Linked DNA regions of Mus musculus: all the other regions are linked to region 3. The links are chromatin loops, found by intact Hi-C in ENCODE. Cell type or tissue: heart. All regions are shown on one strand. Links, peaks and the distances in the headings refer to the core of each region. The heading gives the core; the rest is flanking DNA.

Region 1 (4,910 bases), core at 571-4,570, 58 kb before region 3:
AACCAGAACTGAGACCACTGAAATGATTAAAAAAATAAAAAAGTCAATGACTTTTATAATGAATGAATATATGTTAAAAATAACAATAAAAAACAAAAACAGAAAAAAGTCTTTGAAAATATAAAAATACACTGGGTAGTAGTGACACATGCCTTTAATGCCAATAGCTGGGAGGCAGAGGCACGTAGATCTGTGTGAGTTTAAGGCCAGCCTGGTCTAAAGAGCAAGTTCTAGGAGGACGGCAAGGGCTACACAAAGAAACCCTGTCTCAAAAAACTGAAAAATAAAATAAATTGAGAAATTATTTATGGAATTATAAAAATGTCTAAATTTCTATCATTAATAGTCTAGAACAAAGAATATAAAGCTGAAAAGTTTTCTAAGATATAATGGATAAAAATTTCCATTCAACTAGGAATCAAAGAAAGTAAATAAATTTAAGTCAAATAAATTTGATGAAATTCTAACTAAACTTCTGAGAACTAGAAAAATAACTTCAGAAACATCAAAGACCTAACAGATTACCTATAGGAAAACACCAATTTAAATTACATGGGAAGCCTAAGGAAACACTACATTTTTTAATGGCTACAACAAAAGAACTATCCTTTAGAAATCAAGGAGCTGGCCATGGGTGCATGCATGTAATCCTAGATATTCCAAACTACTGTGTGGCTGAAATTAGTAGAAAGGAGGATCAAGAGGAAATAAAAGTCAGAATGTCATAAAAAGCAAAAAGACTGATCATTAACAGATAGATCTACCTTTAAATAATGGCCAGTGCTAAAGGAAGCTGTCCAAACAAAAAGAAAAATATAAGAGAAGAAAATCTAAAGCATCAAAAAAAAAAAAAAAAAAGATAAAACTAGGAGCATTAACATTACCACTTCACTCCCAGTTCTTATATAGTATTTGATGGTCAAAGGAGAAAATTGTAAAAACTATTATGGTACCAGTAAGAATACCTAAACTTTAGTTAAATTAAAAGTCAAAATAAAATCTTAGTAAGGTGAATAAAAAAATTAATCAAGTATTCTACATACCTTCAATTACAACAATATAGAAAATTAGAAAATAACTTTTCAACAACCAAGAATGGCTACGTTAATATGTGGTAAAGTAGTTTCCAAAATTAAAAAATAAAATAGAACAATAACAATCGTAAACATGTATGTGCCAATCAACAGCTTAAAATAACAGAAGCAGGGGCTGCAGAGAAAGTTCAGCAGTTAAATCATTTAGTACACTAAAATCCAAACAACAGCTCATGACCTTTTCTAACTCTAGTTTCAGGGTATCAGGTGCCCTATTCTAGCCTCCTCAGTCATCAGGAATGCTCATGATACACATATATACATGAAAGCAAAGTTTCATATACACAAAATAAAAATAAATCTTGAGCTGGGCATGATGGCGCACACATTTAATCACAGCACTTGGGAGGCAGAGGCAGGCATATTTCTGAGTTCAAGGCCAGCCTGGTCTACAGAGTGAGTTCCAGGACAGCCAGGGCTACACAGAGAAAGCCTGTCTCAAAAAACCAAAAGAAATCTTGAAAAAAAAAAAAAAAAAAAAACAAAAACAAAAACAAAAAAACATGAGAAGCAAAAGTTGACAGAGAAAAAAAAAAAAAAAAAGCTTGCATAACTACAACACAATTACAACCTGTTCTACAGAGTGAGTTCCAGGACAGCCAGGGCTATATGGAGAAACCCTGTCTCAAAAAAACAAAAGAAAACATAACACACACATATTTATGTTAAAAGAGGCTAGATTTCCATTAATAAGTTAAGTTACTACCTTTAGTTACAAAAAGTAACAAAATATAAACCAAACAGAAGAAAGAAGCACTAAGTTAAAAAGATACAAAAAAAGATTAGGAAAGAATGAAATACACAAAAATGTATCCTTAGCACACATAATTAAACTTCTGAGGTAGATAATAAGAAACAAGTACATTTGCAATTCTAAACAATTAGTAAAACCAAATTATTAAATATACATTAATCACACTAGTACAGTGTCACCAACAAACGTAAACTGGTATAATAGAATGCTGCCATCAACAACTGCAGAGGTCTATTCTTCCGAAGTGCATGCTTAACACCTACAAAAACTAAGAATATGTTGGCTTATAAGGTATTAAATTTTTTAATAAAAAGACTACATTCTCTAACCACAATACAATCAAGCTGAAGAGAAGGTTGTAGGCTTCCATGTAGGTATGGAAATTAAACCTATGTAGGTATGGAAATTAAACCTCTGTCTTCTAGAAAAATCAACCAGTGCTTTAAATGGCTGCATCACTTCTCCAGTTCCTATCACAGCATTGTGAAAAGGATATCTGAAATCAATTAATAAAAAACAAACTACCCATACAGTCAAATATAATCAGATCAAGGGAGAAGTTTTACTGTCTTTAATCTCAAGACTTTTTATACTTCTATCATCAAACCACAATCCATATATATATAGGCACATTTTCCCCCTTTGGAGTCATCTACCGTTTCTGGTCCTTAAAACCTTTTTCTGCATAGATCCAAGAGTCTCAAGGGAAGAAATCTGATAAAGACATCCTTTTCAGGGCTGAGTGCTCCAAAGTCTCTCACTCAACCACATCCCTGAACAGGCCCTATACCCAGAAGTATCTGCTGGCCAACACAGAAAGGATAATTTTTTAATCTTTTTTTAAAAATATTTTATATATTTACATTTCAAATGTTATCCCCTTTCCCGGTTTCCCCTCTGGATCCGATCCCTCCTGCCCCCCTCCACTTCCCCCACCCCCTCTCCCTGCTTCTATAAGGGTGCTGTACCACCCACCCACTCTCACCTCACTGCCCTGGCCTTCCCCAACACTGGGGAATCAAGCCTTCACAGGATCAAGGGCTTCTCCTCCTATTGATGCCAGACAATGCCATCCTTTGCTACATATGCAGCTGGAGCCATGGGTCCCTCCATGTGGACTCTTTGGTTGGTGGTTTAGTCAGATGACAGCAGATGCTGGCAAGGGTGTGTAGAAAGAGGAACACTCCTCCATTGTTGGTGGGATTACAAGCTGGTACAATCACTCTGGAAATCAGTGTGGCCATTCCTCAGAAAATTGGACATAGTACTACCTGAGAACTCAGCTATGCCACTCTTGGGCATATACTCAAAAGATGCTCCAACATATAAGAAGGACATATGCTCCACTATGTTCATAGCAACCTTATTTATAATAGCCAGAAGCTGGAAAGAACCCAGATGTCCTTCAACAGACAAATGCATACAGAAAATGTGGTACTTCATGAAATTCTTAGGCAAATGGGTGGAACTAAAAGGTATCATCCTAAGTGAGGTAACCCAGTCACAAAAGAACATACACGGTATGCACTCACTGATAGGTGGATATTAGCCCAAAAGCTCAGAATACCCAAGATAGAATTCACAGGCCATCTGAAGCTCAAGAAGGAAAACCAAAATGTGGATGTTTCAGTCTTTCTTAGAAGGGGGAACAAAATAATCACAGGAGGTAGAGGGTGGGAGGAACTTGGGAGGAAGAGAGGAAGAAGAGGGAGAAAATGGGGGCCAGGATCAGGTATGAGAGGAGACAGGGATGATATACGGAGGGTCAGAAATTTGAACAGAGGTGTGTAGGTATGGGGGACAGGAACTGGGGATAGCCACAAGCAAGACCCAGATGCCAAGAAAGCAAGAGGCTCTCAGAACCCAACAGGGATGAGATTAGCTGAAATAGCCAACAAAGGGGAGGGAGAACCTGTAGAGGCTCCTGGTTGGGGGATAGGACTACCCACTCATCCCCTAAATTCTTAGCCCAGAGGACTCCTGTCTAAAGGAAATATGGGGACAAAGTGCAGAGCAGAGACTGAAGGAAAGGCCATCCAGAGACTGCCCCACCTGGGAATCCATCCCATATACAGTCACCAAATGCAGACAGTACTTTGGATGCCAACAAGTGCTTGCTGACAGGAGCCTGATATAGCTGTCTCCTGAGAGGCTCTGCCAGAGCCTGACAAATACTGAGGCAGATGCTCGCAGCCAACCATTGGACTTAGCATGGGGTCCCCAATAGAGGAGTTAGAGAAAGGACTGAAGGGTTCCTATGCAACCCTATAGAAAGAATAATATCAACCAACCAGATACCGCAGAGCTCGCAGGGACTAAACCACCAACCAAAGAGTACACATGGAAGGACCCGTGGCTTTATTTTTTTATATTATTTTTTGTTTGTTTGTTTGTTCTCATTGTTTCTGTTTTTGATAGAAAAGACATGTATGTATTTGGGTGGGAAGGATTTGGGAGGAGTTGAGTAAGAAGAAAGAATATGATCCAAATGTACTGTATGAAAATTTTTTAAATAGGAAATATTGTTTCCTTCTGTTTCCATATATTTCAGGCTAGGTTTCAAACGTAATTGAGGACCACTTTAGGCTTCTGATCATCCCCTGTCTACCTCCAAAGTGCTGAGATTTCAAGTACGTGCTGGCACCACATGCAGGTTATGTGGCACTAGAATCAACACAGAGCTCTGTGAATGCTAGGCAGCCTCTTTACTGAGTTACATCAGTTGCTCCACACTTGATTTCTCATGCAGCATTTAAAACCAGCAATGAAACAATAAAATTATCAACAAATGGTTCAGAGTAAAATTTAAAAACATACACATATAGGACTATCATATAACTTTACTCCAACCCAGCACTTAGGAGACAGGAGAAACAAGTGGATTATTTATGTGAGTTTGTGGCCAGTTTGGTCCACATAGTGTGCTCTAGGCCAGCCAAAGCTATAATAAATCTGTTAAATAAATAATTAAATAAATGGGGTTTTTAATTTTTTAAGGGGCCAGGTGTAGAGACAAAGAAGATAGCTCAGTGGGTAAAAAAAAAAGTGCATATTCTACAAGT
Region 2 (4,910 bases), core at 310-4,309, 48 kb before region 3:
GATGCAGCCTCTCAGAGGACAACCATGTTAAACATTCATTCAAGAAAAACAAAATTTAAAAAGTAGTCAAAAGTAGCATAGGAAAGGCCCTTCAAATAAACCTGCAACTCCATAAAAGCAACAACAAAACTAATAAAAATAAAAGTGGTTCTACTATCAACTTAGATCAGTAACATGGCTAAATCTGTGTTGAAGATTCAGGAGAGTGACTGATTAAAATGTAAATGTAGAGACAGAATGTTACAAATCAACAGACACAATTATCCTAGGCTATCTTGATTGCACTTTCATAGTTATTACCAATTCCTGTACTAGACCTAACATGGCTGCAACTTTTAGGATATACTATTTTAAGTAAACTATCAGCTTCCATAAGGCCTAAAGCTAAGAATAAGGTAGCATCTAAAGTCTATGAAGAGAATTCCCACTTATCTGACATTCCTCTTCCAATGAATTGGGTAAATGCATTGATTTAATGGCTTCCTTTTGCTCTATAGCTATAGAAGTTCATCTTGATCTCCTGCACTATCGAACATGCTCGTGGCAATCTGAATGTTCATATTTGTCTCAGAATCAACTATTTCATTCTATCTGGATGCAAGAGTAAGAGCTAGTTATCTGTAAGAGATGACATATGTAATGGTAATTCCTGCCCTAAGATTAAAATGAAGCTGAAAACATTTCATTCCATGCAAATTATGGCCTTTGTAATACTGAAGCATGATGCATTATTTGAGTATTTGTTGGTGTTAAATATGGCAGTGCTCCCATTGCATAAGATTATAAAATATACTATTATGTAGGGTACATAATATGTAATGACAATAAAACTGTTACTTGTTCATGCATTATAGTATACTAGAAATATTATTCCCACAAATTTAAAAAAATTATTGTAAATTACACGCCCTGTTACATCATAGCAACTTCGCCATCTCATATTTACCATATGGATTGAATTGCATCAAGAGATGAGATAGGGTTCCTAGCTTTGCTATTTAGGCTTACATAAATATATTCTAAAATAGTCACACAAAGATAAAGTTCCAAAAAGCGTATTTCTAAGACTATGGTCCTGTCTTTAAGCAATACATTACTCTATTTGCCATCTTGAAAATTTTACCAAAAGACTGCAATACCCAGAGAGGATTCTTTTAAGGGAAAAGACAAATTTGATTAAGAGAAAAGATTTCTGAAGGTTTTACTTGTAATCCACACTATCAGAGCAGCGGAGCTAAAGCTCTTCCTGTTCCATCTGATAAAGACTAGTCACTCTCTGGTCTGCATGGGGTTTGTCTGACTTGTCCATAGCTGAAGGGTTTTTTCTCCACATGCCTGAGTAAGAGGTAACAGAGTGCAGAAAACTACTACTGGCAAGTTTTAGCTATGTGGAAGCCAGTAAGAGGCAAAACAAACAACAGACTGACCAAATGAAAAGCTTGAGAATACAATATCCATAAGGGCTTGACCATCCACATGCAAAGGGTTGAATTATATAGAGAAAAGGCTAAACCACAGCTCAAGTTTCACCTCTGACCTTGAAACTATGCCTAGGCAGGAAACAAAGATAACAGAAGTTGTAAAGTTCCTGCTTAGTAGTGAAAATATGTTCCAAACCGAACCACAAAGCAAGAGGAAAGATTTATCGTTATAGGCATTTAAAGACAATCTCATACAAATCATTAGCTGACTAATACTCTGAGTAAAGATTTTAGTGGCCACAATACAGTATTGCTTCTGAAAATTAACTAAAGCAAGAAGAAAAGTGGCAAATAACACTAACGCATATAACAAAGAACAAGGTAAAAATTTGATTTCTGAATTGTCACCTTTACTTAAAAGTACAATTCTAAGAAACAAACAAGTAAAAACCTATAAAGATTAAAAAAACAAACAAACAAACAAACACTATGAGCAAAACTAAGGGAGGAGATAATGAATTTACAAAGGAAAAAAACCAAACAAACAAAAACCTTGCCCATCAGTTACTTAAAATACCAACAGTCTGATCTTGGGTGGTTCAATTTAACAGCTCTTAAGCTTTAGAACTGTTCAAGAGCAGTATGTATTTAGAAGAAACCATACTTCAATTCTAGTATCTTATCAGGCTACAGAAAATGTAGTAAACTATCTTGTGATGATAGGCAACTATAACAAGTTGCAGGTTCCAGGTAGGCACAAGATCACAGGGATCTTCAGTGTACTCTGTGGCTGATTTTGGTGCAATAAATTCATTTTCCAATTACAAGGGATTTATTAGAATGTAATTCCATCATAATCAGAGAACTACCTGCATATGTAATGAGCTTCAAAAAATTGTCTGAAATTTTTAAAATTTCAAGCATATAATCCCTGATATTAGAAGGCTGATAGGAGGATCACAAAATCAAGGACATCACAAGCCAAACAATGAGAAACTGTCTCAAAAACAAAGATCAAAGAATAGTTTCAAATTAATATTTTAACCACATGAAAAACAGACATATCAAAAACAAACAAACAAAAAAAAATCTATAAAAAGAAGCCAAAGAAAACGAGAAAGATAGAAAACAACAAACAGTACAACTGTCTAGAATGGCTCAACAACAAATCTTGAACAGCTAGGACCAAACGACCAAAGGTGCAGACATGAGAGATTCTAAGTCTGTAAAGAAAGTAACGATGAAAGGCACCTCAGATACATACCATGAAGGGTACACATTATATGAGTCCCAGAAGAACAGAAAAAAAAAGTTAAAGAGTTCGTGGCCAAAACCATCTTAAATAGATGAAAACCATTGGTATACATATCCGTCAACCTTACCAAATTCCAAGTAGGACAAATGCTAAAGTTGAACAACTAAATACATTGTAGAAAAACTATGGGAAATCCAATATAAAGACAATTTTCAAGAGAGGAGGAAAAGTAAAGTACCGTGGACACATCCTCACTTAGCTTACTAGTTGAACGGCACACAAGCAACTGGTCTTGCCATGCAAATAGATTAAAAGTAGGTTTCAACTCTCCACTCCTGCACAGGCCCCATATGGAGATTGTTGGAGCCATAGCCATTTCAGAACTTCACTTCTACTTACTCACAAAGACTTACTCAATAAACATTCTTTTTATTTTACTTTCTATTACTTAACCTCCACTCTTGTACTTACAGTTATGATGATAGTTTTGTCTGATTGCTCAGTCAGGTCTCAGGACTGTTTTTTGTGTTTCTCTACTCAGTTTACTATAAACCACTGTTTACTATATGCTTCAGCCACATCTCAAATACTCCATATTCCTACAAGTTTTCTTCTCTCTCCCCTCCTTAGCCTCTTTGTGCCGTCATAGCTTTAACAACCTCTAAAATCTGTAAACCAGTAAAACCCCCAACTACTTTACCCACTTCAATTTTGTTTTCAAGATTAATATTTAATCCTTATCCTTACCCTCCAAGTCCTTATTTTATTATCTAAAATATGAGAATTCTCTATACCACCCTTGGTTGTTTATCCTCCCACAGATACTAAATTCAAATGAGGTTATTGCTATTAACTGACTAGTCTAACACCTGTAATAACAAGAAGCTGTGGTTGCTTTAGCAGTTAATATCCTATCCAGGGAACAATCCAGAGTTTACAACAGGTACCCTGACCTCCTAGACTGAGGAGCTGAGGTCTTCACTATACACTCAACTCTACCACATACAAGGCCCACATGAACACTGCAAATACTTCAACTGAAAGAATGAAAACTGATAATACATACATAAAACCAAACAAAGTAATACCAGATGCATAATAAAAAGGAAAAAAAACATAACTCTTTTTAAAATCACTGAGGCTACAGTCATGGCATCTAGTTAGATAGTAAGTTGAGATGAAATTCCAGAAATCTAAGTGTGTTAAAATAAATCAAAGAACAAAGTTACTGACCGAGGACACAAACAGCTGAATGAAATAAGCAGGACAAAGCCAGATACAAAAGAATTCTACATGAATTGAAAGAAAGAAAGAAAGAAAGAAAGAAAGAAAGAAAGAAAGAAAGAAAGAAAGAAAGAAAGAAAGGAAGGAAGAAAGGAAGGAAGAAAGAAAAAGAGAAGAGAAGAGAAGAGAAGAGAAGAGAAGAGAAGAGAAGAGAAGAGAAGACAAAATGCTGGATATTAAAAAGCATAGTAAGTCAAGTAAAGTAAAAAGCTCTTAGGTCTCAGCCATTAGCATAGATCAAAGAGACACAATATCTGGGCATGAAAAAAGTAGAACTAGAACAATCAGACAGAGACAAAGCTCTAACAGTAAGAAAGTTACAGTGGAAATAAGGCATAAATAAAATTCTGAAAGGAACAAATTTATCATGGTAGGAATAAAAGAAAAAGAACCTAGTTCTAAAGGCGAAACATGCCTTAAATAATCCTAAGAGAATTCCCCAGATGTAGGAAGAGAGCTTAAGGCAGAGGCTGGGGTTGTGGAATGAACAAGGACAGACAGAGAACACTTAGACCAGTGGGAAGTCTAAGGTGCACGCTGACACTGCTTAAACAGACCAAACCTATGGATAAGGAGCATAGAAAAGTCTGAAGAAAGGCACAGCAAACATTGTTAAAGTGAATCATGATGGAAAGTTTCCTAGAATTAGGGGAGGAGGTGCTATTCAAACACAGGAGGCATTTAGGATACCAAACGGGGTGGGGAAGGAAGAAACAAAGAAAAAAAAAAATCAAAGAAAAGAGAACCTCCCTTGATCATGTGGTAATTAAAACACTAAACATACAAAATAAAGTTTAAAAATAGTAAAAGAGAAGTCCAAGTCATACACAGGCCATCAGAATAAAACAGGTTACTCAATTGAAAATGCAAAAGCCAAGCAAGCCTGTGTAGATGTATTTCAAGTTCTGAAAGACAACTGCCAACCCAGACAGGTATAAAACTAACAGTCA
Region 3 (4,910 bases), core at 251-4,250:
TCTCATTACAAATAGTTGTGAGCTACCATGTGGTTGCTGAAATTTGAACTCACAACCTTCGGAAGAGCAGTCAGTGCTCTTACCTGCTGAGCCATCTCCGAAGCCTGGATGTTTATATATTAAAACTTTCACCGAATATTTTGAAACTTTAGAAAATCTCACTTTTAACTTACAAATTTTAGAAAATACTAAGATTATTGATTAAGACAAAGATAAGATCTAACTAGGAAAACTGAGCGTTTGAAGATTCATTTTCTTACTTTGTATTATATGTTTATATATCTATATGTGGTTGATGTGCACTGAATGTAGGTACCCTCTGAAGCCAGAAGAGGGTGTGAGATCCCCTACAGCTGTCAGTCACTTGTGAGCTGCACAACATGGGTACTAGGAACCCAACTCTGGTCCTCTGAAAGAGTACAATGTTCCTTTCATTGCTCAGCTACCTCTCCAACCCCCCAAACTAGTATTTTTAAGGGACTTAATGAAATCATTCACACATTCTCACTACTGTCTTTATCCTCATTCCCTAAAACATAAAACAAGCAAGCAAGTAAGCAAACAAACCTCTTAAATTAGAACCAAGTGAAATGCAAATGCCTCTAATTGCCATAAGGGGGCTAAGGCGAGAGGATTGTAAGTTTTTGGTAAACCTGCTCTACAAGACAAGACTCTCAAAAACAAACACTTAATTTTAAAAAGTATAATTCTTCTAACCTTTCCACTGGTTTTACTTTACACCCCTCACCATTATGGTTTTCCAAAAACATAAATTTAAATTTAAAAAAATTAAAACTCAATAAATAGCACATTTACTACCCACTCTATACAAAATAGAAACAGCAGATTATTACAGGATGGTAGAAAAACTCAGAAAGATGCTCCCAAAGGTTTTATTTACAAGAATCTGTCAACCTGAACTAAAAGAATTATGTAACAGTTTTGTAACATTTATTGTTTGTGGCTGTATATAAAATCTACTTCTTTCATCTATTCTGATGTTTGATTGTAATCAACTTACAGAACTTAGGATCCTCTCCCAGGGACTATGTTTTTAAATTCATTAAAAAGTAATGAAACTAAAACTAATCAAAAATAATAAATATAGCAAGTTTGGCTATTTTCTATAAACTAACATGCAAGGCTACATTGACAATTTTACGTCTAGAAAAAAAAAAAGGACATCTCATATGCTTACACAGACTTTATGTATATTAAAGGCCTCTGAAATACTTTTTCTCCTCATTGCTGGGACCCAAACCCAGGGCCCACATATTTGTACACAAAGCTACATCCCCAGCTGTATTTTCTCGACCCCCTAACTCACAATTAAGCAATATTGCTACAGGTAATTAATGAGTATTTGTACTTAAAAACTTTTCGATACTTATAATCAGAGCAGTAGCAGGCAGTAGTAAAAGATCGCATCTACTATATGCCAAACATGTTTTCTCAATGGCCTCTCACAACCTTACTGAAAGAGTATCATCTTCCTGATACAAGAAAACAGATACACAAATCCTAGACATCAAGAGAACATGACAATAAGTATTAATGACATGGCCATGGTTCTAACTAGTCTGTAAAAGTTAAGACCCTTTTCCTATTAAACTCCACACTTCGGCTGTTCCTCGAGTAATGTTGATAGAAACAGCTTTTTACTTCTCCTCTCCCCACCCCCACCCTCCCATTGAAGAACATACTGTTTCTCTGTGAGCCTAGGTTCAGAAAAGAGCAATCTCTGGTCATTACAGTGACCACGACCTAAAAGCTTCAAATGATACAGTATTGTGTGACTCCACCCACAGTCAAGGTCTAGCTGTGTGGTCTAACTAGACCCAAATATAAAAAGTGAGGTTAGTCGGCAACTAAAATACCGTTTACATACAGTTCTGAAATGCCCTATTCACTCAGTGGCAGATTTACCTTTATTTCCGCTTTTTGTTTTGAGATAGCTTTCCAGGAGCACACAATAAATTGACCATAGAGGCTGATGATCTAGGTTTGGGAGACTTAAGGAAAAACACGTTTGGTTGCACATGACTATCTCCATGGAGAATTAAGATAACGAGAATCAGTAAGATAGCATCTAAAACTGCTGTAGCGTGCCTTCACTGTGTACAAACAGCTCAGCTAAACTCCTGAACACAATCCGCCTAAACAGTCTAAGCTAAATAAGCCGCCGGTAGGGTTAAGATGACAGCTCCGGGAACTTCCTCTTCCTCACTGACCTCCTCAGTTCTGTGTCCACGCCTTTCCCTCTAGGAGGCAGGATATAAGCCATTTCAAATTCACAAAATTGATCCAATCCCACCAACACCACAGGCCAACAAGGCCAGTTTCCCTTTCTTCCTCTCTGCCTTTCCAGAGTGATTTCCAGGGAAGTGAAAAATCTAACCAACGATAAAGTATCCGCTGCAACAACTGCAACAACAAAGAACGTATTTACTCAAGCCTCTGCTCGCACAGCCTTAAAGGACGGACGGAAAGAGGAGATCCGAACCCCACGAATTCCGAGATTTCCTGTTTTGATTCACTTTCCCTCGGGTTCCCCACGCCAGCCTGGGAAGGCCTGCAGTTAGAACGCCAAAATATGCCTTCCTCTCCCCTTGGGAGACGCGGAGGCGGCACAGGCGACCACGATCCGCGTGTCCCGCCCCCGACCCTCACCTGGCCAGGCCCGGGGCAGCGCCCGGGGCCCGCGCGAGGACGGAGTCCCAGGAGCGTCTGGGGAGGCCACCGGGCGCGAAGACGGTTAGGCCGCGCTGCAGGCCGGCGCGCTTCCTGCCGCGGCCCCGGCCTCGGGAACCGCGGCCCGAGCCCCCGCTGCCCGCCGCCCGCCGCCGTGGGGGCCGCACTGCCTCCCGCGTCCACGGCGTGGGTTCCCGCCGAGCCGTTCTCACCTGTGAGGCTCTGAGCCCCGGCCTCGAAGCGGAAGGACCTCGACGCTCTGGGGTCCCCGACTCCGTCCCCCTCCCCACACGCACACGGCCTGGAACCCGCGCCCCCTGAGGCGACGCGGGCCGGCTCCCGCCGCCCGACACACACACACGCAGACACACACACACGCGACACACACGCACACCCACTCGCCGCGGGGCCGCCTCCCGCCCGCCAAAGTCCCAACTCACACACCCACACACGTTCGTCCCTCGCCCACCTCACTTCCCCGGGGAGACGCGCTCCCCCTCGCTCCACTCCCGGTCCGACTCCGAGGCACGGAAACACTCTACCTCATTCTCCTCCGCGGGCCCTGAACGAGCACCAGCAGCCATTTCCCCGCGGCTGGGGAAACACACACACACAAACACGCGCGCGCGCACCAGGGCCCCACAGATGCTCCCCTCCAGACCTCAGACGCAAACACAAACACCCACGCCCGCCCGCTCACCCCGAGGGGCCGCGGCGGCGGCGGGAGGCCGGGCCCCGGAAGGCGAGCGCGCAGGGCCGGGAGTCGAGGCCCGCGCCCCCTCCTCACCTGCATTCAGCGCGCCAGGGTCCGGACGGCGGCGACGGCGGCGGCGGCGGGGCGGCTGCTGCTGGGGCTGCGGCGGCGGGGGAGGCGGCGGCGGCGGTGGCGGCGGGGCTGAGGGCAGTAAAGACATGCAGGCAGCCCGCCGGGGGGAGAGGCACCGGCCGGAGGGGACGCGGGGCGGGCGGGCCGGGCCGGGCCGCCTGAGGAACCACCGAGGCGGCGGAGGGCGGCCGAAGGGAGCGCAGAGCAGACGGATCGGGGGGCGGGGAGGGGGGACGCGGGCCGCGCCGCGCAGGACCGGGGCGACCGGGGCGCGTAGGAGAGGGCCCGCGGTCGCCGGAGACGCCGCTGCGAAAGCCTCGCGGAGCCCGCCCTTGGCCTTGGCCTCCTGGCGCTGAGGCTGCCGCCGCCGCGGGGGTCGATGCCGAGCCGGGTCGCTGCCGAGGCCGGGGCCGAGGAGAGAGAAAAAGAGAGGGAGAAGAGAGAGAGAGAGACGCGAGCTTTCGATGCCTTCGCTCTAATTCACACACGCTCACAACCCCGAGGGCCGGGGAGAGAAGTCCAGGCGCTATCGCTTTAGAGATTAATAACAAGGTGCAGAGAGTGCGAGGAGGAGGAGGAGGAGAGTTGATTGACGTGGAGGGGCTGGCGGGAGTCAGTCACTCCCCGGCGCCGAGGGGTGGGGTGAGGGGAAGGGGGCGGGGCCCCGGCGCGCCGCGCTTCGGGAGTTGCGCGTGCGCGCGGGACGGCCAAGCGCCTGGCTCGCTTCTTACCGTCGCCCTCGCTGGTGTTTTGGGAAAAAAAAAAAAACTGCTTTATTAGATTGAGTGGAGGGTAGAAGCCGAGAAGACTCGTACGATTAGCAGAACCTAGGTGCTGATGCTGGGGATGGGGAAGGGACACGCGGGTGCTTGCACTGTTTCCTGACGCTGGCCCACGCAGGCCCACAGCAGAGCTCAGGGCATTCTGGGTGGTTAATTAAGGAGACCTCAGGTGAGGTGGAACGACCCAAGGAAATGTTTTCTGACGTCCTCAGTGGGTTTCTTGACTTCTTCTTCTTCTTTTTAAAAACAGCATGTGTAAATTGCATGGCGGGAGGTGGGTTTAAAAGCCTATGACGCTCTGCGATAACCCCGTCCTATTTTTAATCCTCTCTCGCGATAAAATTGTATTTGGCAGTTTGCGGCGGTTACGGAGTGAAAACATTTAAGTGTAAACTGGAAATATTATTGGTTACCGTGTGAATGGAGCTTGCTATTTTAAGTCCGGAGGATTTTACTTGTGCCACCTGAAGCTTCTTCCAACAAAGCTAGAAGCAAATTGCATGTGCTCTGCAAGGCAGAGTGCTGCCTTGGATTTTGCACTTTTCCGTCTCTCCCGGCGCATGGCTCTGTGCTGGGTATTTACCGACGCCGGTCCAGAGTCGATTCAATAT
Region 4 (4,910 bases), core at 636-4,635, 53 kb before region 3:
ATGGGATTGTGTTCTAATTAGACCCTCTGGACTAAATCAAGAGAGTATTTAAAACACTTAACCTGAATCATACCTTAGGGTAGCTTATCTAAAGGTCTACAGAATATTTGTTAACTTACAGTTGGAAAAATTATCTTACAGAAAGCCAAATTTATAATAAAGTACTGTTTATCTCATTTAATTTACTGAACACTATACTGAAAGTAAAAACAAAAAGAAAAAAAAACAATAATTGTAGTACAGGTAAACTTTTACATAAAATCTGTACCAAATTCAAGTAACTATTTATCTTAGTGATTAAGACAATCTTGAGTTCATAAGCCTTGGAATTACTAGCCATTTTTATCTCAATGATTATACTACAAAATGTAAAGATCCTGAGACTAGAGAGATGGTTCTATAGTTAAGAGCGCTTGCTACTCTTTCAAAAGATCTGAGTTTAGTTCCTAGCACTTTAAGACAGATTATTTCCACCTACAACTCCAGCTCTAGAGAATCTAACACCCTCTTCTGGCCTCTGACACCTCTACATGTATGGCATATATGAATCCATCTTGTATCTTTAATTCCAACATTCAGAGGAAAGTGATTATCTTGTGAGTTTGAAGCCAGCCAGGTCTACATTATAATGTCCAGAGCACTCCAGGGCTCCAGTAAGACTCTATCTCAGAAGTAGCAAAAGTAGTAGTAAGTAGTAGTAGCAGTAAGTAGTAGTAGCCATAGTTGTAGTAAATTGTAAAAATTCCTACAGGATAGTATAACTAAAACTCTCATCACATCGCTTCATAAACAGAAAGTACTCACACATGGAAAAAAAATCTCATAAATTTCATAATTACTGCCTATTTCATTAATTACTACATAAGCCAGAAATTCCTCTAAGCAGCTGTCTAAGAAGTGTGTGGTGCATCAGCTACTGATAGCATCTGTAGAGTTCAATGCTTCGTCAGTAAGCGTTACCTGCAAGATTGTCAAGCATGAAGTTCAGTAGCTTTCGGGTTCCATCTGGGTCCTGGTATAAGCTCATAATATCCTGTGATAAAGGATTGCCTTAAACAGAAAACAAGAATAAAACATGACAATTGCAATTTCAGGGCATATGTTATAGAACAACATAGTAATTTTGCTGCTTTATCTGTGACACACATCTAAAGAAATTATATGAATATAATAAGAAAATACTTTAAGACAGCCATAAATAGTAACTTCAAAAGAGTTATTTCCAGATTTCAGTGTATGATCCTAAAATCTGCACTTGTCAAAAAGAAATACATACACACATATTCATAAACACATACATAGTAATCATGGTTTATTTAGAAATTACCATATAAACTCTACATTACCCTTTAAAAATAGTTTGCTAACCAAAACATAACAATTCTATTTAAGAAAGAATGAGTGATTCGTATAAAAAGAGGTCTCTGGCCTCTCTTTATTCTCAGAACTGACTGAGAATAAAGTTGCTTGCTGCCAAACCTGATGACCTGAGGTTTATTGCCAGGAACCACATGGTAGGAGAACCAACAACTATATTTTTATCCTGTGACTAAAACGTGCCAACATGAATAGATAAACGTAAAATAAAAACAAATTGTTTTACATAGAGAAGAAGTCTTCTCGGAATATTTATATTAACATTATACACGAAGAAATGCAAATATTTCAAGAGAGAAGAAAATTTGTTGTCAAGATAACACCAAAATGTGAAAGGAAAACTTTGTTCTGACAGTGGTCAAAAATATCTTGAGTATTAAGAAAAGTTATATTAAATAACAAGATACCAATAACAATTTTTTTTGTTTGTTTTTGGGGGTTTTTTGAGACAGGGTTTCTCTGTGTAGCCCTGGATGTCCTAGAACTCATTTTGTAAACCAGGCTGGCCAATAACAAATTTTTATAGGTATATTTCTTAATGTACCTATATGAATGAAGAAAAATTGATTGATGTAACCATGCAACAATTATCTAGCATTCAGATCCAGAAAAGTAAAACTCATCAAAGATCTAGACATGGGAGTTTCCTGGTTGTTAAGAAAAACTCCAACAAATGAGGTAGGCAGGAGATTAGACATACTGAAAAGAAAACTCAGTAAACAGGAAAAACAGATTCAGGAAAATTACCCAAAAAGCATTAACAGATCTTAAAATGTTGAATACTGAATAGGAAAAGACACAAAATTTAAAATAAGAGAATTTATACATTAGAGCTCTCGAAAAAAAATGGTCCAAAATGTAGAAGAACTTCAAGTTACTACTCCTATCCTTATAACCAAAAATAGGTAATCCAAACACTGCTGATTATGTCTCCCACAAGTACTACCACTAAGAAAACTATTTTCTTCAAATCATAATTTTAGTAAGGCTTAACAGATCTAGAGGAGGAAAAGTACTCCACATAGGCCCCTCTAGTTTTTAGTAACAGATGGAAAAATATTCAACTGAGGGTCCCTTAAACCTATGTATCAACTGATAAATCTCTTTTCCCTTCATATTTATAACTACATCAATAGTATACCTTCACAATAACAGAAGATTACTGCTGAAAAAGCCTTTGGCGTCAACCATTGCTTAATGAGTCTTTAGGCAAACACAAAAACAGAAGAGACAAGAGAACGCTATTTATTTGAAGCGGTTCTAGCCTCTCATACAACAAATAAAATAATAAACAACCCTATACCAAAAGACAGGGGGTTGGCCAACCTATAAATAGAAAAAAATTATAAAGTATTGAAAACAAGTTTTAAAAAAATTGGCCTAAAAGAAGGATCACTTGAGATGAGCTGGATATAAGAGATCAGCAAAAGAGCCCAGGAAGGGCATATACCCAAAAGATGCTCCACCATCCCACAGGACACTTGCTCAACTATGTTAGTGGCAGCTTTATTCATAACAACCAGAAACTGGAAACAACCTAAATGTCCTTCAACCGAAGAATGGATTTTTTTTTTTTAATGTGGTTAAATCACACAATGGGACACTACTCAGCTGTTAAAACAAGGAAATCATGAATTTTGTAGGCAAATGGATGAACCTAGAAAATACTTCCTGGGTGAGGTAACCCAAACCCATGCATGGTATTTACTCACTTTTAAGTGGATATTAGCCATAAAATATAGGATTCCCACAGTAAACTCTATAGTCCCAAAGAAGCCAAAGAACAAGGAGGATGGTTTCTTTCTTTCTCAGAAGGAAAAATAAAATATATATCTTTTATATCAGAGGAGGATGGAGGGAGGAAACTGGGAAGGAAAGGGGATGTAGAGGGGAGTAGGGTGTGAGGGAGATCAGATATAGGGAGAGCAGGGGAGAGAAAAGGAAATTTGGCTGGGAGTAGGAGGTGGGGAATCTCTAAGACATGACAGAGACCTGGAATGGGGAAGGCCCCAGGGTGACTATGAGGGCGACTCTAGCTGAGACTCCTAGCAGTCAGAAATATAATCCTAAAGTAGCCACTTTCTGTAGCCAGGCTGGGAGGAGGGATAAGGACAACAAAACCCACCCACAAAACCTTTGACCCAAAATGTGTGCTGCCTACAAGATGTGCAGGGACAAAAACAGAACAGAGACTGAGGGAATGGCCAACCAATGACTGGCCCAAATTGAGACCCATCCCATGGGCAGGAACCAATCCCTGATACTATTAATGATACTCTGTTATGTTTGCAGACAGGAGCTTACCATAACTGTCCTCTGAGAGGCTCCACCCAGCAGCCAATGGAAAGAGATGCAGAGACCCATACACAAACATTAAATGGAGCTTGGGAGTCTCATGAAAGAGTTGGAAGAAAACTGAGGAACTCAAAGATGGCAGGAAGACCAACAGAGTCAACTAACCTGGACCCTTGGGAGCTCCCAGAGACTGAATCACCAACCAAAGAGCAAGCAGGGTCTGGACCTAGGCCCCCTGCATATCATGTAGCATATAAGCAGCTTGGTCTTCATGAGGGTTCTCCAACAACAGCAGCAAGAGCTGTCCCTGAATCCACTGCCTGCCTGCCTATGAATCCTGTTCCCTTGGTTCCACTGTCTTGTCTGGCCTCAGTGGGAGAAGATGCACCAAGTCCTGCAGGGATTTGATGTGGGGGGGGGGGGGAGGGTGTGATGGATACCTAGAGGGGGGCTTCCTCTTCTCAAAGGAGAAGGGGAGAGCAGAATGGGAGGATGATCTGCACGGGGAGTACTGGGAAGAGGGGGACTGATATTGTAATGTCAAGCAAATAAATAAATAAATCTAATGGGAGGATGATCTGCACGGGGAGTACTGGGAAGAGGGGGACTGATATTGTAATGTCAAGCAAATAAATAAATAAATCTAATGGGACGGAGGGAGGGAGGGAAGGAGGGATGGAAGGAGGGAGGGAAGGAGGGAGGGGGAGAGATTGCTTAGGGTGTATGGGGGAGGACACTGGAAGAGGAAGATTAAATAAAAACAAAGTAAAATTGTGTACATATATAGGAAAAGGCTGTAATCAAACCCTTAACTTTGTATACTAATTCAAGGAAAAAACACAATGAGTAAGCTGATACAGGTCACAATATAATCAAAGAAGTTTACAAAAGGATATCACTTAACAAAATACATTGTAGTATAAACTAGACCATGATAACAACAAACAGAAGACCTTAAATAAAAGGATCAAACACATCAAAAGATAAACAAGAATGAGGACATCTTTCAAAAGCTAAAAACAAAAACAAAATATTACCAAGATATGATATAAAATATATTGGAGATTTCAAATCTTATTCTCATTTATCAACAGAAACTATGAATACAACACCAGTCAAAACCAGAAAAACAAACTAACAAAACAAAAAACCTGGCTAAAGTAGAACTGAATAGAAAATTGCTTTAAGAAATGGATAAATTTCTTTTTTGTTTTGTTTTTTCATTTTATTTATTCACT
Region 5 (4,910 bases), core at 320-4,319, 73 kb before region 3:
ATTTGCTCTTACCCATTAAATTTTCCTTTTATAAGGAAAGGAACAGGTTTTAGGAAGTAGAAGTATGTATTACATAATTTAGAATTACTCTTCTGCAAATTAAAAAGGGGTGAAACTCCAAAAAAAGATCATTGTAATAAACAGAACAAAACCCACCAGAACAATGTAATGGGAAAAGACCAAAAAAAAAAAAAAAAAAAAAAAATTGAAAAGGCTAAAACAGAAGTAAACACAAAATCTCACATTAAAGATGGACTGTTTAATGATAAACTAAAGAACTGTAAGAAAAAGGAAATCTGATACTATGTGTCATCTGAATAATTTAAACTAGTACTCCAGACAAAGTAGCACAGGAAGAGAAGTGCACCCATGTGGTCTTATCAGCTTGTTCTGCTTGAGACATTAAAACATAATAGTGTTCCAAGGCAGGCAGAAGAGAGGTCAATGAAAGACCTTGATAATGCCAAGTATACAATGAATTTCAGACTCTCTGGGAAGCTATAAATAATCTAAAAACTCTGAAAAGTATCACATAGATAAAAGATATTGTTCTCACCCTGACAAAGACTTGAGATGTAACAAAGAAATTAAAGAAAGCATGCCAACTATTTAACCTTAAAAAATAAAGGGTACACACGTGTGAAGCTCAAACTACAAGAGAGGGCTAAGTATAACTTCTAATTCAGCCTAACCAAGCCATACCCTATTTCAAAGAATTTTCTCAATGAATGGTGTGTTAAAGGGGCAGAAATTACCTGTTAAGTAAAAATGCTGACAAAAACTATAGAATAAATCAAGAATTCACAAGAAATGTGTAATACTTTACATAATTAATGCTATTTTCTTTTCCATCTCCTTAATAGTTCTCAAGATAAAGAAATAATCTTGTAATAATAAGATTGTCTTCCCTTAGGAAATCTATGTAGATGGCACTCACCTGTTCCAAAAAGCTCCTTGTGGACCTCTAACACCACAGCAACGCCAATGTTATCTTTCGTCATTACTCTGTTTAGCATTGCTTCGGATCCATCTGAATTTGCCATTGCTACCTGGTTGAATTCCACTGTATGCTTCTGCACCAATGTAAATCTAAAAGGCACATATATTCAGATAACTTGGGTAGTTATACTGTCAGGCTAACACATTGAAAGTAGAGGGGGCATGAGTATAAACACTATTGATAATCTATAGTCACATCTATAGCTACAGATGCTCACATTATATAATTCTGGCCAGTGAGAAATAAGAAATATGGTTTCTATAAACAATTTATGAAGGCCCATCTAACAAAGGTAAAATATATATCCTCTTCATCCTTTTATGTCTTTTCCCCTACTAGCTTCCTAGTAGGGGAAATTTACTATCTAAAGGACTAATACTAAATGTGAACTAAGCAGAAGGGTACAAGCCAATCTTCTGAGAATGAGGAAGCAGCTGAGCCAGTTCTCTCTAAACTGCTTCTTGTGTGTACAAAACTCATGTACTTAAGCTACTGTTCAGATTTTCCTGACATTTAAAGGTACATACAATCTTAAATGAACAGTTTAAAAGAGAAAGAATAAAGTCTACTTGCCAATTTTTAAATACCATATCAAGGTAACAGTCAAGAAAATACAGGAATATGATCTTTTTCCCAGCTAAAAATGATCACATCCTTGACTAGTTTTTACAGAAAGACTAATTAGGTATAAGTGTTCAGAGAAATAAATTATATTGTAAAAAAAAAAATGGATCTCTGTGATGATGGCAAGTTATAGTAGAATTGTAGAATATAATACAAATTCATCTAATGCTAACATTTAATAACTGTGAACTTGGTCAAGTTGCCTGTACTGGTTGTTCTGTCAGCTTGACACAAGCAAGACTTATCTGAGGAAAAAAAAAAAGCCTCTATCAGACGGCCTCTAGGCAAGTTAATATGAGAAGGCACAGTTCACTCCTGGGCAGGTGGTGCTGGTACAACCAAGTAGACTTGGTAAGCATAGATGGAAAACACCAGTAAGCAGCATTCCTCCATGGCCTCTGCTTCAGTTCCTGCCTCCAGTTTCCTGCCCTGACTTCCCTTAATGATCAAGTAAGTATTACTTCTAAAGTTTAAGATGAATTAAACCTTTCCTCCAAGTTGCTTTTGATCATGGTCTTAGAGTGTTAGAGGCCAAAAGTAAGATACTATTTAACATCAGTTACCCAATTTTATTAACTTTTTAAAATATCTAGAGAACCAAAATAGTTCTTTGGGGTAAGCCAGAGCCCCTGAACTTGAACTTGCAGCTAACTCTCTCTTCCTGCCTTTGATCCTTAGAAATGAGATTAGAACATGCTCTAACAGACATGGCTTAACATACTAATTTTCACTAGACTTTCAAAGACATGTTTTGCTTTCATAACAATCTACCTACCACTTTATAATCATTTCTAGAGCTGAAAATTAAACCACATACAACCCTTCAAAAATTATTAACTATAAAGCTTGCAATGCTGTAATATACCATGCTAGCTAAAATAATATTCTTCCTATCAGCTTCTTATTCCAATTCTGAATGTCTCAGATGTGCTCAGAATACATAAAGTGTAATGTGTCTGGTCACGTGGCCTATTTCAAACCCAGAGTTCTTTAAAAAAAAAGCAGTTTTCACCCTGTTCCCGTAAAGAGGTGGTCCTTAAGCTGAAAAAGCCATCATTGTGAAGACTGAAGTTAAGAGCATTTCAGGTAAAAGTGGGAGGAAATCCCAAAAACAGCAAATAGCTTTCTAAACAAACAAACAAACAAAACCAGATAAATGACAGAGAGAGAGAGAGAGAGAGAGAGAGAGAGAGAGAGAGAGAGAGAGAGAGAGAGAAAATGAATGAGAATATGGCAGAGTATGAAATGGTACTGGAGATAAAATAAACAGGGATTATAAGTAAAGAGCACTTGCTGCAATTTCAAATGGACAGACTTTGGTTCCCAGCATGCATAACAGGCAATGACACAACCAACTGTAACTCTAGCTCCATAGGACCTGACACTCTCCTCTGGTCTCCATGGACACCCACATATACATGACATACACATAAATAAAAATAAAGACATGTGTAGTGGCACATGTCTTTAATCTAGTTCTTGGGAGGCAGAAACAAGTAGATCTAAGTTCAAAGCTAGCCTGGTCTACACAGCCAGTTCCAGGCTAGCCAATGCCACATAGTGAAACTCAGTTTTTAAATAAATAAATAAATAAAAATATTTACATTCTACCAACACTAACTTAAGACAGTCACATCTTCTCCAACTACCATACACAAAATATGTTCCATGTGGCTTCTACTTTCTGTTGCAGAGAGAGCCATACAGGAAATTTTAAAATTCCTCTACTGTACTGGAATTTTTCTTTTACTAGCATGCATTGGTTTATAGTTACTTTCCAGTTATTAATTTTAGCTAGCAATCTTTGGTAATATGTAAAGTGTTAAGTTTGCCTTGTTTTTCAGATTCACCTGATGATTCTATTCTGATTAGTGTACTCTGCTTTGTAAGCAGCATTCCTAAAGCTATTTTATCATATTTAGTTCTGTGGTTTTTTTCTGTATGTTCACCTTTTTGAAAAATTTGAGCAGGAGCTCAAGTGAGTATATAAAGAACATAATCAAGACTGATATGACTACAAAACCAAAACTATAACAACAGCACAAAAAATCATATATTTGAGAAAGATTATGAAGAATCTCTTGTGTAGGAGAACATGTCCAAAATAAGCTTTCAAACAAAGAAGCAACAACTTCTTAACAGTGTGCAGTCTAGAATTAATTTTGGATGAATTCTAGAATGTTGCCATGTGATTGCACTTAAAGCTAGAGAGACAACACTGAGCAGCAACTGTGAATAACTAACACAATAAATCTAAAGGTTACCTCATTCGGGAAAAATGCCTTCAATTTATCATTTATTAGCAATGTTCATAGAAACTTTTCTTTGAAATAATATATTTTAAAACTATGTGATGACAGTGAGGCGTCTAAAGACACCAAGCTGTTGTCCCACCTGTGCTTTACCCTCCCCCTCTCCTCCTCTGCCCCCTCCTCTTCCGTATTCTCTTCCTCTCCTACCCTGTCTAGACAAAAATCCGTCTTTAATGCAGTTCTCTATACACACTACATATAAAAAAAAAATGCATGTATGTGTATTATGTTTACCTACTGTAGATCATATTTGACATAAAAGACAAAGCAAAACTCATTTCTGGCATTAGATCAAAATATAATTTTGCAGTACCTTTAACTAAGAACAAATGATGCTTATGATACCTAAAATAAAAGGTCCTGATGAGACTGCCACATTAAATCTTGGCAGGTTACAGTGTGGCTCAGTGGCAGAGTGCCTGCTTGAAGTCTTAAGTTCAACAATCAGTGACCCCCTCCCATCTTAAAAAGAAATCACTAGAATCTTTTACTGTACTCTAATTCTTTATATGTCTTTAATATATATCCTAGCTTTTACCCCCCCCAAATTACTCCATTCTTTCACCATATGGATAAGTGTTTTGATAAAAATTACTGTCTATACTGATTTAAGAGACTTTGAAAGTGAATATGAAATCAAAATTCCCTTCTAGCTATCATTTTTACTTTGCTACTTTTGTAAACAACATAAAATGTTGTTTCTTACAAGAATAAGCAAGTAAAGGAACTGATGTAAAAGTGCAAACAACTTACTCACGATTATACAGCTGACTAAATACTAGAGCTATGATTTCCTAGCCTTTGTACTATTACCTCTGCCATGAAGAAAGAAGAGAGTAAAAGTGGGGCCCCTGAAGCCTCACCCCAGATGAAGAACTACAGTCAACTAAGGGATTAGAGAGCAGAAGAAACAGTCTTCAAAAGTAGAGTGCTTAGACTGTTAGCAAATGGTTTAATGAAATGTGTCACACTCA
Region 6 (4,910 bases), core at 442-4,441, 190 kb before region 3:
GCCAAGACTTTACAGAGGAATGGGTAAAGGAAGAAGCTGGGACATGGGCAGGGTCAACAGCATAGGCAATGAACTGGGGTTTTCTACTCAGGCCTAAAGGAGCAAGAAAGAAGGATTTTAACTAAGCTGTTTGAGGCTTGATTGCCTAACAGAAATACAATCACTGATGGCTAACCCTAGCATGGATATCTGCATCCATGAGCAGAATTACACGTCAACAGGGCAGTAAGGAATACATTCCTTAGTTCCTCTTTCCTCTCATCTTCTATCCATTCACTCCAAAACATCATTGACCAAATACCCAGAAATGATCCCCTGGAAAAACAGAGGTTCACAGAGATTAAGGAATGTCCCCAGAGCCACAGAGACAGTGATTATCTGCCATGTTATCTGAATCTTAGCAGGCATCCTCCAAACACAGGATCTCATTTGTGACTCTGAATCCCGGGTGAATAACTGCCCAAGTACATACACCTGTCTCAATTTTTTTTAAGATTTATTTATTGTTATATGTCAGTACACCATAGCTTACTTCAGACACATCAGAAGAGGGTATCAGATCTTACCATGGATGGCTGTGAGCCACCACATGGTTTCTGGGACTTGAACTCAGGACCTTCAGAAGAGCAGTCAGCACTCCCAACCGCACTGAGCCATCTCACCAGCCCCAACTGTCTCCATTTTTTCCCCTTCCCATGGTGTTTTTTTAATTAGGTATTTTCTTCATTTATATTTCAAATGCCATCCCAAAAGTCCCCCATACCCTCCCCCCCACCACTCCCCTACCCACCCACTCCTACTTCTTGGCCCTGGCGTTCCCCTGTACTGAGCCATATAAAGTTTGCAAGACCAAGGGGCCTCTCTTCCTAATGATGGCCGACTAGGCCATCTTCTGATACATATGCAGCTAGAGACACGAGCTCTGGGAGTACTGGCCTGGGTACTTTCTCTGGCTCCTCCATTGGGGGCCCTGTGTTCCATCCAATAGCTGACTGTGAGCATCTACTTCTGTGTTTTCCAGGCACCAGCATAGCCTCACAAGAGACAGCTATATCAGGGCCCTTTCAGCAAAATCTTGTGGGTGTATGCAATGGTGTCAGCGTTTGGAGGCTGATTATAGGATGGATCCCCGGATGTGGCAGTCTCTAGATGGTCCACTCTTTCATCTCAGCTCCAAACTGTCTCTGTAACTCCTTCCATGGGTGTTTTGTTCCCAATTCTAAGAAGGGGCAAAGTGTCCACACTTTTTTGGTCTTTGTTCTTCTTGAGTTTCCTGTGTTTTGCAAATTGTATTTTGTATCTTGGGTATTCTAAGTTTCTGGTCTAATATCCACTTACCAGTGAGTACATATCATGTGAGTTCTTTTGTGATAGAGTTACCTCACTCAGGATGATGCCCTCCAGGTCCATCCATTTGCCTAGGAATTTCATAAATTCATTCTTTTTAATAGCCAAATAGTACCTGTCTCCATTTTTTAAATAGTATCTTATGTTATTAATGTGGTAGTGGGCATGAATACCCAAGTGGGAGTCAGAAGACAACTTTCAGGAGTCCTTGCTCTTCTTCCACTGTGGGATCAAGAGATCAAACTTGGGTATTCAGGACTATGTGATAAGTGCTTTTACTCATGTCTCAATTTGCAATCGTATTTTATTTTATTTTATTTTATTTTATTTTATTTTATTTTATTTATTTTCTAGACAGGGTCTCTCTGTGTAGCCCTGGCTGCCCTGGAACTCACTCTGTAGACCAGGCTGGCCTCGAAATCAGAAATCCATCTGACACTGCCTCCCAAGTGCTGGGATTAAAAGTGTGCGCCACTACTGCCCAGTTTGTTATCATCTTTGATAATTGTGTCACTCACAGACTATCATTGTCACATGTCCCACTAAGGAAGAGTGAGGATCCCAAATGATCTCTTGGACAGGATGTTTTCTGATCATCTAATAATGTTGTCCCCACGGAGACTCCAGCTCTTCCTGACACATGGTCTGGGCTCCAGACCCTTCCGTTCTTCCCCAATACAAACCTGCTCCCACCCCACCCCCACCCCCACCCCCACTAATCCAGATGTCAACTCCTTCTCACCTGTAGAAAGAGTTTAGATAAACTACAAAGGCTGTGACTACAAAGAGGTTCTTTACCGCCCTCTCGTGGCCAATTGAGGAAATATTTGGAGGTAGCATTAGGCTAAGAACACATTCTTGTTCTTCCATTTAATCAAATCCTTCAATATGTTTCTCTAGGATTACAGACAAGTAAGTCCTTTCTGTGAATGGCCAAATTCGGAAGTTCCGGGTTCTTGCTTACAGACAAGGTTTCTCACTAAACAGCATTTGAGTTTGGTCGCTAACCCTGAATCAGGCAGTGCAGCTTCAGTTTCCCTGATGGTTTAGTTTAGTTCAGTTTCCCTGACAGCTTCTATGCATGGACGCGGAGGTGTTTTCGATCCTGTAATTTCTCTTTGAAAGGTCTTCCATCCTCCTCACTGCAAACCACCATGTGCAAGCAGTTCCAAGGACCAATCTAAACCCTCCAGTTAAGCCTTGCAGCCAGATGAAGAACGGATAGATAGGAGAAGCTGAATCAAGGTTTGGTCCTGAGGGCTGCAGAGGTGGCTTAGCAGGGAAAGACAACTATTGGCCAAGCCTGACAATCTGAGTGCAGTCCCTGGGGCCCACGTGGTAGAAGGAAACAACCAAGTCCTCAGTTCTTCATGCTCTATGTCAGGACACAAGCACAGCCACACACATACACAAAATAAATAAATGTAAAATAAATTTTAAAAGATTTGGTCCTGTTATTTCTATGACTAAATCCAATATAGTGAAATCATGTTGTTATCAGACCTAGGGGTCATAACCTGTGCCCCCAAGTCAGGTCCAGCCATCTATTCTCAAAAGGCTAGAGAAAGGAGCCAAATGTATAGTGAAAACCAGAAAGGAGAAACTTATCCAATGTGGCCAAATAGAACAAAGAGATCCAGTGATCCCCTCAAATTCATCTGCGGAGTCCTGCAGTGATATCAAAATTTAGAGAGAGCCAAGGACATGTGTATCTAAGCCATTCACCTCAAGATATGATCCCCTCACACACACACACACACCCCACTGAGCCATCATTGTCTGGGTGTGCTCCCATCTCATCCTGTGAGGTGTTCTGAGGAGTTCTTAGGACCATGGACAGTCTCTCTGTGAAAGTCACCGAGCCGCCTCTGGCTGGCTCATGGCATGAGACTTCTGTGGAAAGTACCATTTCTTTGGAGACTGTTGTTTCAACACTTTGATAGTTAAATTAGGGGACACAAGTGTCTCTTTAGAATGTCTCTATTTCTGCCAGGCTGGCTACAATATAAGTCTCATAACTAGTACATTTCAGATGAACAGAACATCAATCTCACGGGGAATTAAACCATCTTCAGGTCAGCTGCTTGTAATGTGCAGTCGTTGCTGGGACATGGACATTACAGGGACTCCATTGGTCCTCTAGAAATGTCACAGGCTGTGCTGAGCTCAGTCTACAGTCCTCTACTGGCATCCAGTGGTACATGATGCAACTGTGTGAGCTTCCAGCTCACCAGCCCAGGGAGAATGGAGCCCAAAGCCAGGCTCCCAGAAGAGATGAATAGGGTGAAGAAAATATGTCGATGGGCCTTCAGCTGCCACTTAATTCTTTCCTCTAAGGAGACTGCCCAGTTCATCATCCACTGCCAGGTGTCAAGCTAAAAACAGATTGCTTTTTGTGCTTCCTCTAAAATTAGGTGGGGAATAATTGCCAAAAGTTCAAGTTAACAGAGACCTATTATTCAGTCATAAAATTAGCATTTCTAAAGCATTTCTGTATCAAATGGCAGGTGCTGTTCCTGGCTTCTAGTCTGAATCATCTCTCTCTCTCTCTCTTCTCTCTCTCTCTCTCTCTCTCTCTCTCTCTCTCTCACACACACACACACACACACACACACACGCTCACACACACATACACACACATTTACATACACTCACACACACAGTCAAACACACTCATACTCTCTCACACATACTCACATGTTCACACACACTCACACAGAGTCAAACACACACATATACTCTCTTACACACATACACATTCACATATGCACACACACTCACACATACACTCACACATTCATACACATTAACACACTCAGACACAGAGTCGAGCACACACACTCTCACACACTCACACATTCACACACACATACACACACACCTTTTTCCCATTTGCCTCATTTGCATGTCTGCCCTTTCTGAGTCCACAGCCTAAGCAGTAATGAGGCCAGTAAGGAGAGAGCCATGGGCTGACTGATTTCAATCAGGGAGTGGGTATTCCCTGTCCCTCAAGAACAACTGATGTCATTTGTAAAACACATGAAACTCAAGAAGAACGAAGACCAAAGTGTGGACACTTTGCCCATTCTTAGAATTGGAAACAATCACCCATGGAAGGAGTTACAGAGACAAAGTTTGGAGCTGAGACAAAAGGATAGACCATCTAGAGACTGCAATATCCAGGGATCCATCCCATAATTAGCCTCCATACGATGACACCATCGCATACACTAGCAAGCATTTGCTGCAAGGACCCTGATATAGCTCTCTCTTGTGAGACTAGGCTGGGGCCTAGCAAACACATAAGTGGATGCTCACAGTCAGCTATTGGATGGATCACAGGGCCCCCAATGGAGGAGCTAGAGAAAGTATCCAAGGAGCTAAAGAGATCTGCAACCCTGTAGGTGCAGCAACATTATGAACTAACCAGTACCCCGGAGCTCTTGACTCTAGCTGCATATGTATCAAAAGATGGCCTAGTAGGCCATCACTGGAAAGAGAGGCCCATTGGACATGCAAACTTTATGTGCCCCAGTACAGGGGAACGCCAGGGCCAAAAAGTG

What was found. A loop is a pair of places that touch in the nucleus more often than their neighbours do. Peaks named below come from ENCODE experiments on the same cell type or tissue, not always from the same donor. Only the 100,000 strongest peaks of a DNase experiment are listed, where the experiment ranks them.
Region 1: a loop joins it to region 3, with 2.5 times the contacts of the local background. A loop is called at or near these places in 7 of 42 quality-filtered maps.
Region 2: a loop joins it to region 3, with 2.4 times the contacts of the local background. A loop is called at or near these places in 7 of 42 quality-filtered maps.
Region 4: it touches region 3 in a loop (2.3-fold over the local background); 7 of 42 quality-filtered maps call a loop at or near these places.
Region 5: it touches region 3 in a loop (2.7-fold over the local background); 3 of 42 quality-filtered maps call a loop at or near these places.
Region 6: a loop joins it to region 3, with 6 times the contacts of the local background. A loop is called at or near these places in 3 of 42 quality-filtered maps.

What each region holds. Positions count from the first base shown.
Region 1 is chr5:96,099,814-96,104,723 of GRCm38, forward strand. The region is part of intron 5 of Cnot6l (CCR4-NOT transcription complex, subunit 6-like); the gene reads right to left. Among named protein-coding and RNA genes, the nearest start is that of Gm52799, 60 kb to the right of the region's middle. In heart, for the core only: no CTCF peak of the experiment used is centred there; no DNase peak of the experiment used is centred there.
Region 2 is chr5:96,110,618-96,115,527 of GRCm38, forward strand. All of the region lies in intron 4 of Cnot6l (CCR4-NOT transcription complex, subunit 6-like), which reads right to left. Among named protein-coding and RNA genes, the nearest start is that of Gm52799, 49 kb to the right of the region's middle. In heart, for the core only: no CTCF peak of the experiment used is centred there; no DNase peak of the experiment used is centred there.
Region 3 is chr5:96,158,459-96,163,368 of GRCm38, forward strand. It overlaps Cnot6l (CCR4-NOT transcription complex, subunit 6-like), which reads right to left and starts at 3,532. Exons shown (of 12, transcript NM_144910.2): 1 at 3,479-3,532. It overlaps Gm52799, which reads left to right and starts at 3,337. Exons shown (of 2, transcript XM_030254979.1): 1 at 3,337-3,433; 2 at 3,681-4,910. The coding sequence starts at 3,337. The coding sequence ends at 4,297. In heart, for the core only: CTCF peaks have their summits at 586 and 2,252; DNase peaks (open chromatin) are centred at 2,243, 3,353 and 4,123; H3K4me3 peaks cover 2,969 bases; H3K27ac peaks cover 2,391 bases.
Region 4 is chr5:96,105,256-96,110,165 of GRCm38, forward strand. Cnot6l (CCR4-NOT transcription complex, subunit 6-like) reads right to left here. Exons shown (of 12, transcript NM_144910.2): 5 at 961-1,050. Among named protein-coding and RNA genes, the nearest start is that of Gm52799, 54 kb to the right of the region's middle. In heart, for the core only: no CTCF peak of the experiment used is centred there; no DNase peak of the experiment used is centred there.
Region 5 is chr5:96,085,205-96,090,114 of GRCm38, forward strand. Cnot6l (CCR4-NOT transcription complex, subunit 6-like) reads right to left here. Exons shown (of 12, transcript NM_144910.2): 9 at 938-1,089. Among named protein-coding and RNA genes, the nearest start is that of Gm52799, 74 kb to the right of the region's middle. In heart, for the core only: no CTCF peak of the experiment used is centred there; no DNase peak of the experiment used is centred there.
Region 6 is chr5:95,968,874-95,973,783 of GRCm38, forward strand. No RefSeq gene overlaps it. Among named protein-coding and RNA genes, the nearest start is that of Cxcl13, 14 kb to the left of the region's middle. In heart, for the core only: a CTCF peak has its summit at 2,181 (motif pointing left); no DNase peak of the experiment used is centred there; H3K27me3 peaks cover 1,638 bases.